Linked DNA regions of Mus musculus: region 1 is linked to region 2. Evidence: chromatin loops called from intact Hi-C (ENCODE). Cell type or tissue: heart. All regions are shown on one strand. Each heading gives the region's core, and the rest is flanking DNA. Links, peaks and the distances in the headings are about the cores only.

Evidence for each region. Peaks named below come from ENCODE experiments on the same cell type or tissue, not always from the same donor. Only the 100,000 strongest peaks of a DNase experiment are listed, where the experiment ranks them.
Region 1: it touches region 2 in a loop (2.2-fold over the local background); 5 of 42 quality-filtered maps call a loop at or near these places.

Annotation. Positions count from the first base shown.
Region 1 is chr3:95,039,918-95,045,291 of GRCm38, reverse strand. It overlaps Psmd4 (proteasome (prosome, macropain) 26S subunit, non-ATPase, 4), which reads left to right and starts at 2,678. Exons shown (of 10, transcript NM_008951.2): 1 at 2,678-2,784. The coding sequence starts at 2,759. In heart, for the core only: no CTCF peak of the experiment used is centred there; a DNase peak (open chromatin) is centred at 2,661; H3K4me3 peaks cover 1,834 bases; H3K27ac peaks cover 1,488 bases.
Region 2 is chr3:95,140,446-95,145,819 of GRCm38, reverse strand. Tnfaip8l2 (tumor necrosis factor, alpha-induced protein 8-like 2) reads left to right here and starts at 3,466. Exons shown (of 2, transcript NM_027206.3): 1 at 3,466-3,505; 2 at 5,224-5,374. The coding sequence starts at 5,270. It also overlaps the pseudogene Gm9169. In heart, for the core only: a CTCF peak has its summit at 3,010 (motif pointing left); DNase peaks (open chromatin) are centred at 3,009, 3,439 and 4,149; H3K4me3 peaks cover 42 bases; H3K27me3 peaks cover 335 bases.

The DNA of each region.
Region 1 (5,374 bases), core at 92-5,091, 100 kb after region 2:
CACACACACACACACACACACACACACACAAAATACATCTTCACAAATAAATAGGGGCTGGACAAATGGCTCCATGGTTCAGAGTACTTGCTGCTCACGTAGAAGACCCAGGTTTGCTTCCCAGCACTCTATGGAACCTTAGAAGCACCTGTAACTCCAGCTCCAAGGGAACTGACACCTGGTGTCTGAGGGTGCCTGGACCCACATGTTCATACTCTCACACAGCCAATACAGATAATTAAAGAAAATTAAAAGTTATTAAGGGCTGGGGAGATGGCTTACTGGTTAGGAACACTGACTGCTCTTCTGAAGGTCCTGAGTTCAGATCCCAGCAATCACATGGTGGCTCACAACTATCCATAACAGGATCTGATGCCCTCTTCTGGTCTGAGGAATAAATAAATATTTCTTTTTTTTTCCATTTTTTATTAGGAATTTAGCTCATTTACATTTCCAATGCTATACCAAAAGTCCCCCATACCCACCCCCATAAATATTTCTTGAGAATTGGCTCAAGATTAAGAGCACCTGTTGCTCTTGCAGAGAACCCAGGTTCTGTCCCAGCATCCATGTGGCTGTTCACAAGGGTCTGTAACTCCAGTCTCAGAGACTCTGATTCCCTCTGGACCTCTGCAGACACTGCATGCATGTGGTACACGTACATACAAGAAGGAAAATACACATACATGTAAAATTATAAAATAAGCAAAGCCTTTAAAGACAGAAAAACTGTACTCCTAAAAGCAGAACAAATAAGTAAGTTTAGCTAAAGCATACTTTATTAAAATCTATAAAGCATTTGCAAGAACTAGAAACCAGGACCAGGATTTCCTATTGTATTTCCTGGGTTGTGGGGTACTAATTAATCAAAGCATTTTGAATTTTGTGGTTGTTGTCTTGGTTTTGGAGACAGGGTTTTTCTGTGTAGCCTTGGCTGTCTTGGACTCACTCTGTAGACCAGGCTGGCAGCAAATTCAGAGATCGGCCTGCCTCTGCCTCTGAGTACTGGGATTAAAGGCCTTCACCACCATTGCCTGGCAGAACTTTGTGGGGTTTTTTTTGGTAGTGTTGGGGTTTGTTTATTTTTACTAAGGGTTGAAATTGGGGCCTTGGCTGTGCTCAGCAAGCACTGACCACTGAGGCCCTCCTCAGGTACTCGTTCATTTTTAAGTTCTTATTTTTTAAGGTGTCTGTGTGTATTGTGTATGTTCTCTCTGTGTGTATATATGTTTCTCTCTCTCTTTCTCGCTGTGTGTATGTGTAGGTGTGTGTAGGTGTGTGTGTGTGTGTGTGTGTGTGTGTGTGTGTGTGTGTGTTTACTTGAATAACCACAGAGGCCGGAAGGAGTCATCAAGTCCCCTGGGGCTGGAATTGTAAGCAGCTGTTAGCCACCCCATATGGATGGTGGGAACAGAATGCTACTCCTCTACTAAAACAGGATGGACTCTTAACTATGAGACATCTTTTAAGCCCTTCTCCCTTTTTATTTTTGAGAATTCTCTCACTAAATTTCCAAGATGACCATGAATTTGTAATCATTCCATTATATAGGTGGGATCGCAGGCAAGTGCCAACAGGTCTTCTTTTCTTTGACCCCCAGAAAAGGTCTTATTGTGTATAACCCTGGCTGCCCTGGAACTCATTATATAGATCAGGCTGGTCTAAAACCCACAGATGCCTGCCTCTGCTTCCCAAGGGTTGGTGTTAAAGGTTAATTAACAAACCAAAATAACTTGCTGGCTATCCTTCGTTCCTTGGGTGATTACATGGTGTTTACTGCGGGCTGGGGAAATGACTCAGTGCTTATGAGAGAGCGCTTACTGCTCTTCCTAGAGGACCAGAGTTCGGTTCCCAGAACTCAAGACAGGCAGCTCACAGCTGCCTGGAACTCCAGTTCCGGATTTGATATTCTCTTCCAGCCTCTGCAGGGCCTGAATACACACACAAACGCTTAAAAATTTTTTTTGGTTTGTTTTTTTTTTTTTAATTGGTCAAAACTTTTCTGGATTCCTTCATCCTGTCAGACTCAATACTGGAGTTAGGAATTGCATAGATTTTTTTTTTTTTTTTTTTTGGTAGGCAGTAGATAGGTAAATCGAATTTGAGGATACAAGTGTTTGTAGCAGTTGCATAAACACAGTGCAATGGGAAACAGGAAGTTAAAATGTGGTTAACGATGCTGACACACTTTTTAAGTGATTATGCTTGGACTGACATATCCACAGTAGTGTATGCACTCATGAGTGTCTGTTATGTGTTCGAGGCAGTGTCACTACGTAGTAGCTATGTTGCCCACGTTGGCCTGGAAATTGCAGTTCAGATCTTAGCATGAGTGTGCCCCTTGTAAACAGCACTGGGAGGTGAAGCAATAGAGTTTATTAGCCTGAGCTCCACAGCGAATTGCTGTCATCCTTTTTCAAACCGTAACAACAAAAACAAATCAAAAACCCAAATATACAAAAGAAAGAGAGCAGAAGAGGGGGTAAATTACAGCTCTCCTGCCTCACACTGGAGTGTTGCTGCCAGGCGAGTGCAGAGAGCTTACAGCTGTTCCGGAAGCTGCTGCGAAGGTAGCCAACTCTATTGGATAACCAACCTTTCCATTTCTGTGGCGCCTACAAGTCCCAGAACACACCGCGGGGCGCGGAGGCGGGGCAGCATGAAGACTGAGTTCTTTGATTGGTGATGAGCACCAGGCCAATCGGAGGTGCTGTTGTTTGTCAGTCCCGGAGCCGGTCCGCAGAGGGAAGGAGGCAAGATGGTGTTGGAGAGCACTATGGTTTGGTGAGGAGCTTCGGACGTGGCTGGGGGGCGCGTCTGGGTTGTTGGTGCGCGTGGCGCCGAAACCCGAGGGCCTGGGCTGGGGACTGGGTCGCCGGGCGAGATGTGGCTTCGGGGCCCGCGGGACTCTGGCAGACGACTCCCTGAGTCATCCCGGCCCAGGAACGCAGGCCCGGGAACTCCTGTTCCCTTCCCTGAATTTCAGGTCTCCCATAAAGCAGAGGCCAACTGCCCCCTCCACTCGCCTCCAAGTTTTTCTTTTCTCTGTACTTTATCGCATGTAAACCTCACAACCGCATTCTTGGAAAATAGTCCTTGTCTCATAATGAGTCGGAAGGACTTTAGGGGATCCGCTGTAGTCACACAGCAAATTAAGAGGCCGTGATAAGCAGGATGAACTAGGTTTTATCAGGTTTATACTTGGGATGAGTACCTATTAAGAGTTAGATTAGAAACTGAGGACAAGAAAATAAATAGAAAGCTGAGAACATATTTTTTTTCAGGGCTACAAGAGGACTTTGTTTTGTGTTTTCTGGGAATTGAATCCAGAGCATTGTGAACGCTGGGAACGTGCTCTACCAATGAGCCTCATCACACACCTGGATTGCATTTATTATTTGTCATCATTATTGTTTTAGATGGAGCTTTGACACTGTAGCTCAGACTGGCTTTGAAGTCGCTATTTGAGAAGATGCACAGGTTGGCCTTGAACTTGGAATGAGTATGTAGGATTAAAAACTTGAGTCACTAGGCCCATGTTTTCATTTGGAGATTGGCTAGCACTGCCACCTAAATGCAGGATGGCTTAAGCTTGGTTTCCTGCACTTGGAGGATGAGACAGGGAGTTTTCATGATCAGGACTACCTAGCAAGGTTCTGTCTCAAAATAAGACTACCAGAATGCCCAGTTAAATTTGAATTTCAAGCAAATCATGAGTGATTTTTTAGTATGAAAGGGAATTTTAAGTCCAACCCAAATATTGCTCTTACAAGTTACTTGTTGGGGCCGGGCAGTAGTGGCACACACCTTTAATCCCAGCACTTGGGCAGCAGAGGCAGGTGGATCTCTTAGGGGTTGAGGCCAGCCTGGTCTATAGAGCAAGTTCTAGGACATGCAGAGAAGCCCTGTCTCAAAAGGTGGTAAAATAAAACAAAAACAACAACAAAATAGTTACTTGTTGAGGGTGGTGAGATGGTTGGGTGGGTAAGAGCACAGAGTTTGGTTCCAAGCACCCATGTTGTTTGCTGCTGCCTTCTTTTTTTTTTTTTTTTTTTTTGGTTTTTCGAGACAGGGTTTCTCTGTGTAGCCCTGGCTGTCCTGGAGCTCACTTTGTAGACCAGGCTGGCCTCGAACTCAGAAATCCGCCTGCCTCTGCCTCCCGAGCGCTGGGATTAAAGGTGTGCGCCACCACGCCCCTCGCTGCTGCCTTCTTGACAGGACCAGAAGATCAGTGCCTTTGATCTCTGTAGGTGCCCGCACACACACCTAAAAACAATAAATATAAATCTCGAAAGTTACTCATTATTCATCTGAAATTAAAATTTAACTTTTAAGTCCTATATTTTTGTTTTTTTTTTTTTTAATTTTTTTTTTTTTTTTTAGATTTATTTATTTATTATATGTAAATACACTGTAGCTGTCTTCAGACACACCAGAAGAGGGAGTCAGATCTTGTTACGGATGGTTGTGAGCCACCATGTGGTTGCTGGGATTTGAACTCTGGACCTTCGGAAGAGCAGTCGGGTGCTCTTACCCACTGAGCCATCTCACCAGCCCTATTTTTGTTTTCTAAGTTTGCTTTCACTTCTGGGATAGAGTATGTTAAAATAGAAGATGGATTTAGAATCCAAACAGTTCCCTGGCTCTCACTTACATTTTGCATATTGTTGGAGAATTGTAGTAACTTCTCTGTGTCTCATAGTACAAGCAGGTAAGCCATATGTGATGGTGCTCTGTAAAGTATAGAGCTCTGTAGCGGCATGGTGTTTGGGGAATCCTCAGAATTTAAGAGCTGTAAAAAGACATGTTGAGGAGAGGTCATTACAAAGTTGCTGAAGTAAGAGTCCCGTGTTTGGGAAATAGACCAGAGTGAACCTTAACATAGATTGTTGTAAGGTGGGAGGAGTCACTGTAGAAAGAAATGACTGAAGAGCTTGAACTCTGTTCTATACCCCAGTGAGAAGATTCTGAGGGTGATGGAGTCAGACCTTTGTACAGACTGACACTGATTTAAGAATATTGATCTGGCCAGATGTGGTACACACCTGTTGAGAACACTGGATGGTTGAGACAGAAGGATCATGAGTTCAAGGCCAACTTGGAATGCATATTGAGGTCCTGTTTAAAAAAAACAAAAAACAAAAAAAAGCCAGGCATGGTGGCACACACCTTTAATCCCAGCACTCGGGAGGCAGAGGCAGGTGGATTTCTGAGTTGAGGCCAGCCTGGTCTACAGAGTGAGTTCCAGGACAGCCAGGGCTATACAGAGAAACCCTGCCTCGAAAAAACCAAAAACAACAACAACAAAAAAGCAAAAAACAAAAAAATTAGATTTATACATAAAAGGAAAGAATAGAACCTGAGACCTTAGCCG
Region 2 (5,374 bases), core at 248-5,247:
CTGGTCTTTACCTCCTGCACTGGTCTTACGGTGTGTCCTGCCTTGCCTGCCTGGTGTTTTAGCTAGGTGTGATGGGTCCCATAGATGGTAGACATCTTATAGGGTAAGTGCTGAGTTCTCTCTTTTTTTTGGGGGGAGGTGGAAACTGCTTTCTCTTTATTTAGACCTTAGGAGGAAAAAATGAACTTTGGTCACATAGTACCTTTTAAAAAATCCAGTTTTACATATTTCTAAATACACAGGACTAAATGAGCAGAGAAATAATTTCTTCTGTAAAAACTGGCCAAATTTTATCAAAAACTTTACCATACAGTAAAATCAACTTATATAAAGACATTTTGGGTTTGCAACCTTTGAATGATGTGACAGGGCACGTCCACACATAAGTGTCCTGTGCTTGCTCTGGTCCACGAGCAAAGACTAAACAAGCATGGACTGTCAGTGATGGTCTGCAGCAGGGCTGGTGGCAGCCAACTCCATGATGGACAGGTCTACTTTAACAAAGTATAACCAAGGAAACACGTCACAGTATCAGATGAATTATGTAAGAGCAAAGTAGGAACAAACCAAAAGATGAAGATGAAGGAGCTGCCACAAACAAACAAGTGTCCCCCATAATGCACCTACAGAGGCAAACGGCGGGGAGAGGGCAGATGATGCTAATATGAAGGGAAGCTGAGTACAGCATTTATTTCTCATTTTATACAACTCGGACTCTTTACAAAAATGGTTATAGTCATGCCTGGAGAAATGTAACCCACGGCATTTGAAAGCAAACACTCTTTGTAGTTATTTAAAAGGGCCTTTTTAAAAAAATTATAATACAGAGGTCTGTGCTCTATAAGCAGTCCTCCACTGTGCATTATAACAATAAGGTTTACTTTTAATACAAAGACTAGGTGTTTGGTAGTTAGGAGCCACTGGACTTGACAAACATCATCTTATAATTGCTCTTCGCATCTTTTTTGCTCTTCGGGTCTTCTGTGTCGTCAGGATGCTCAGCAGCATGAAGCTCTTCTGCAGACTCCTCCTTCTCAGACTCAGAGTCACTGTCCGAGTCATCTGGACTCTCAGCATCAGGGGAGTCGTCTTCATCGTCATCTCTAGCCACATCATCTTCTCCATAATGATCTTCTACCTCACTGAAGCCGAGTCCGCAGTGCCGCCGATACCGTCAGTTTGCTGTCGATGCTCTGCTGGTACTGAGACTCCAGCTCTTCATTAATTTTCTTGTCTTCTTCCCCTGTTCAGAAGTGAGATGTTGATTTGTGATCTCCTATAACAAGACGACCAGTGTGTTCTTTCTTTCCTGCACCCATAAGTCTCAAGAACTTTTGTTTTCTTTCTTCATTGCCTAAGTCTGCTGCCTCCCAATTGCTAGATCCAAGATCATCGTCAGGGGAGGCTAAACGTATCACCCCATGTGGGTGAGACTCCCGGGCAGCACTCATCGTAGCTGGGATCCCGACGGGGATATGCCAAACACACTCGCAGTTCTCCTCAAACGTGACACCAGCAGCCCTCACCCAGCCACCGGACCAAGCAGTGCCACTCCAGAACGCAGAGCCCCCTCCGAGTTCTCATTTCCATGGACTTTTAAGAAAAAAAGTTTAGCAGGAAGATGATGGCACACACCTTTAATCCTAGCACTCAGGAGGCAGAGGCTAGCTTGGTCTACAGAGCGAGTTCCAGGAGATAGGTTCTCTCAATGGCTCATTACTTACTAAGTACTAAAACTGACCTTGAATTCACAGAGACCTGCCTTCCTCTACCTCCCCAATGCTGGGTCTAAAAGTGTGCACCCCCACATACAGGTGCGGTGCTTTATTTTATTTTGGTTGATGGCTAATATGGGAGGGACCAGATCACTGTGGGCACGTGGGCTGGTGGTCCTGGGTGCCATATGAAAAGAAGCTGAGAAAGTAATGTGATAAACATTGTCTTCTATGACCTTTGCACCAATTCCTGCCCTGACTTCCTTCAATGATGGATTATAATACGGAAGTGTAAGCAAAATAAACCCTTTCCTCCCCAAGAATGGTGGTTCATCATGGCAATAGAAACTCTGAGACAGGCCAGTGAAACTATGCCTCAAAGAAAGTGAACCAGACCAGGTTCCTGAAGATGACATCAGAAATTGTTCTCTGAAGCCCGGCGTGGTGGCACACACCTTTAATCCCAGCCCTTGGGAGGCAGAGGCAGGCAGATTTCTGAGTTTGAGGCCAGCCTAGTCTACAGAGTGAGTTCCAGGACAGTAGGACAGTCAGGGCTATACAGAGAAACCCTGTCTCAAAAAACCGAAAGAAAGAAAGAAAGAAAGAGAGAGAGAAATAAATAAATAAATAAATTGTTCTCTGGTCTACACACATGCACACACTAAATATGTTTTTAAAGACTTTTATTGTTTGTATGTATGTGTATTCTACATGTGTGTAGGTATCCAAGGAGACCAGAAGGTATTAGATCCACTGGAACTAACTAGTGGTTATGAACCACCAGATATAGGTGCTGGGAATAAAAGTCAGAACATCTGGAAGATCAGTGAGTCACTGAGCCATGGAGTCGCTGACTCCAGTCTCTGGAAGCCCCCAAATCAGTTTTTAAATCCCTGAATCCTAAGGCCTTTTTTTGGGTTCTCAATCTGTGCTGAAGAAAGCTATATAATTCACTCCTTTAAAGATTTGTGTGTCTGTGTGTGCCCAAGTGTATGTTCATGTACTGATTTATTCAGGTGACTCTGGAGGCCAGAAGAGAACACTGGAATTCCTGGAGCTGGAGTTGTGGGTGGTTTTTCCAAGACAAGAATTTTACTATGCAGCCCTGGCTGGCCTGGAGCTCACTCTGTAGACCAGGCTGGCCTTGAACTCAAAGATTGGATTGTCTCTGCCTCCAGAATGCTGGGATTAAAGGTGTAGTTTTGCCTCATTGGAGTCTACCCTCATTTATCAGGCCCTTTAAAGCTATTAAGCTCTGTACTCCAGCGTTTTGGCTCGATGCTGACACCTGCTGGTCACGCATGGCTCAGCAGCCCTAACCTTGGCACCTACCTCCTGCCTGCTCTGGCTGGGGCAGTCTGTGCCAATCTTACCTTCTAGGGCCTGAAGATGCTTGTATAATGCTGTTCTACTACACCACTCGATGATCTTTCAGTACTTCCCTCACTGTCTCTCACATTAAAATCTGGACTCTGCACGGTTTTCAGTACCACAAAAATATTAGGCAGCAAGAAAGAAGCAGACCTTTTATTAGGTGGAGGTGTGTAAATCCGTCCTTGCCACTTCAGAGTTGGTGCTTCCTACAGAATTCCATTCCTTTTGACCTTTGTCTTATTTCTAGGTGGCTCTTGGGACACTGGACTTCTTGGTGACAGTGATGATGAACCGGAGGTGGAGAGTAGATAGGCGGGGCCTGGGGTGGGGCTAGACCAAAGGGCCTCTTAGGAGCTTCTCCATTCTGTGAGCTCTCAGAAACATCCAAGGCCAGACTGGCACCCAGCACACGGCAGGTGAGAGTCTGGCAATGACAGAGGGTGGGTTTCGGGGTGACACTGACAGGATATCCTGACCCTTTCACCTTCACCTTTCTTTCTGTCTTGTGAAACTCTCGCTTGTAGAATTCTTGGGTCTCCCCCTCTCTCCCCAGAACCATTTTAGTGTATTTAGTGGATGGGGCAAGGCTGTCTGAGAGTGAGACCTGGCTTGGGATGGTGGCTGAGTCTAGAGCTGAGGGACAGAGATGCACATGGGGTAACGACTAGAGATTTAGAGATCTACAGTATCTTCGGACATGGAAGTACAGTGACGCAAAGTGAAAGAAACCTTTGCTAGGCTAGAGATTCATGAGGGTCACGTAGAGGCTGGGACAAAAAGAGCGAGTGACATAGCTACCCTGGGAGGACTGGGGACCTAGTTGGAGATGGCAAAGGGAGCAATAGAGAGCTGGGTAAGAGGAGGGCAGGTAGGGAAGGAAAGCGGGCCCCTATAGAAAAATCATCTCCAGTGTGAAAGATCCACAGGGCAAGGCAGAAACAAATCAAGATGGCAGGTTCCCATTGGAGTGATTCGGCTGCCGGAGAGAGCCCCCTGGCTGTCCTCCCTCTGAGAGGACTCCTATTTTCATTTGAGGGAGAGGGTGAGGTTGCTCCTTCATTGCGGTCACAGCCACATCCTGCAGAGCCGGGGAGGGGGAAGTAAGAAGCAAAACAACCAGAAGAAGCACAGTCAAGGCCCATGGTGAGAAGACCCTGTCCGTAGGCACAGGATATACCACCAAGAAGGCCTCGCTCTGCTCAGCCTAGCCAGCCTGAGACCACTACCTGCTGCCGCAGCCACCCTTCAAAAGAGCGCCCTCCTTGTTGGAGGGCGAATGTGGAGGGGTTATTTGACTTGTAGCCTATTTTTTCTCATAATTTGTGTCTGTTATTTATTATGTATATGTGTGAGTAGAGGCCAGAGGTGTTGGGTCTCCCTGGAGCTAAAGTTATAGGTGACTGTGAGCATCTGTTGTCTGAGAGTGTTGTCCCACTCCTTGAAGCCTGTTTTCATACTTACTAGGCCAAGTTGCTTAAGATCTCTTAGCTTTGCCCAGAGGTGGTGGCACATGCCTTTAATCCCATCACTTAGGAGGCAGAGGCAGGCAGATCTCAGTTCAAGGCCACCCTGGTCTACAGAGCGAGTTCTAGGACAGCCAGGGTTATACAGAGAAACTTTTGTCTTGAAAAAACAAAAACAACAAAAAAGAGTCCTTCAGTCTGAGATTTCTCTCTGTAAAACAGGGCTTGTCACCCATATGAAGTTGGTAAACCAAGACAGTTAATATCAAACACTTGGCACACAGTAGGTTCTTTAAAAAAAAAAAAGCCAAGTGTTCTATTTAAGATTCTGGAGACCCTATATCTCTCACTTCTTTTAAGACTTTATGGTACCCCCACTGACATGAGCTTTGGATCTCAAGCCTGGAAACAGAGGGGCGCTGTGCAAATTCCCTGTCGGTCGGCCGCCGCATAGCCCACTGCCCTGACTCCAGCCATGCCCACACTCCTCCAGCCAGGCTCTCCCTGCTCCTCGCGGCTGTTTTGGAGACACAAATGTCTTGTTTACAGCACGGAAGGGAAAAAGCAGAAGCAAAGCCTACAGGATGGAGGGGCCCAGGGGAGTGGGAAGACAAAGCAGGCAGAGCGGTGAAGATGAGGAAAAGCCATTTCTCTCCTTTTCTCTCATTTAGCCGGTTGCCTCTTCCAGTGACTGATCACACACCGACCGCAAGCACCATGGAGTCCTTCAGCTCAAAGAGTCTGGCACTACAAGCGGAGAAGAAGCTGCTGAGTAAAATGGCTGGTCGGTCCGTGGCGCATCTCTTTATCGACGAGACCAGC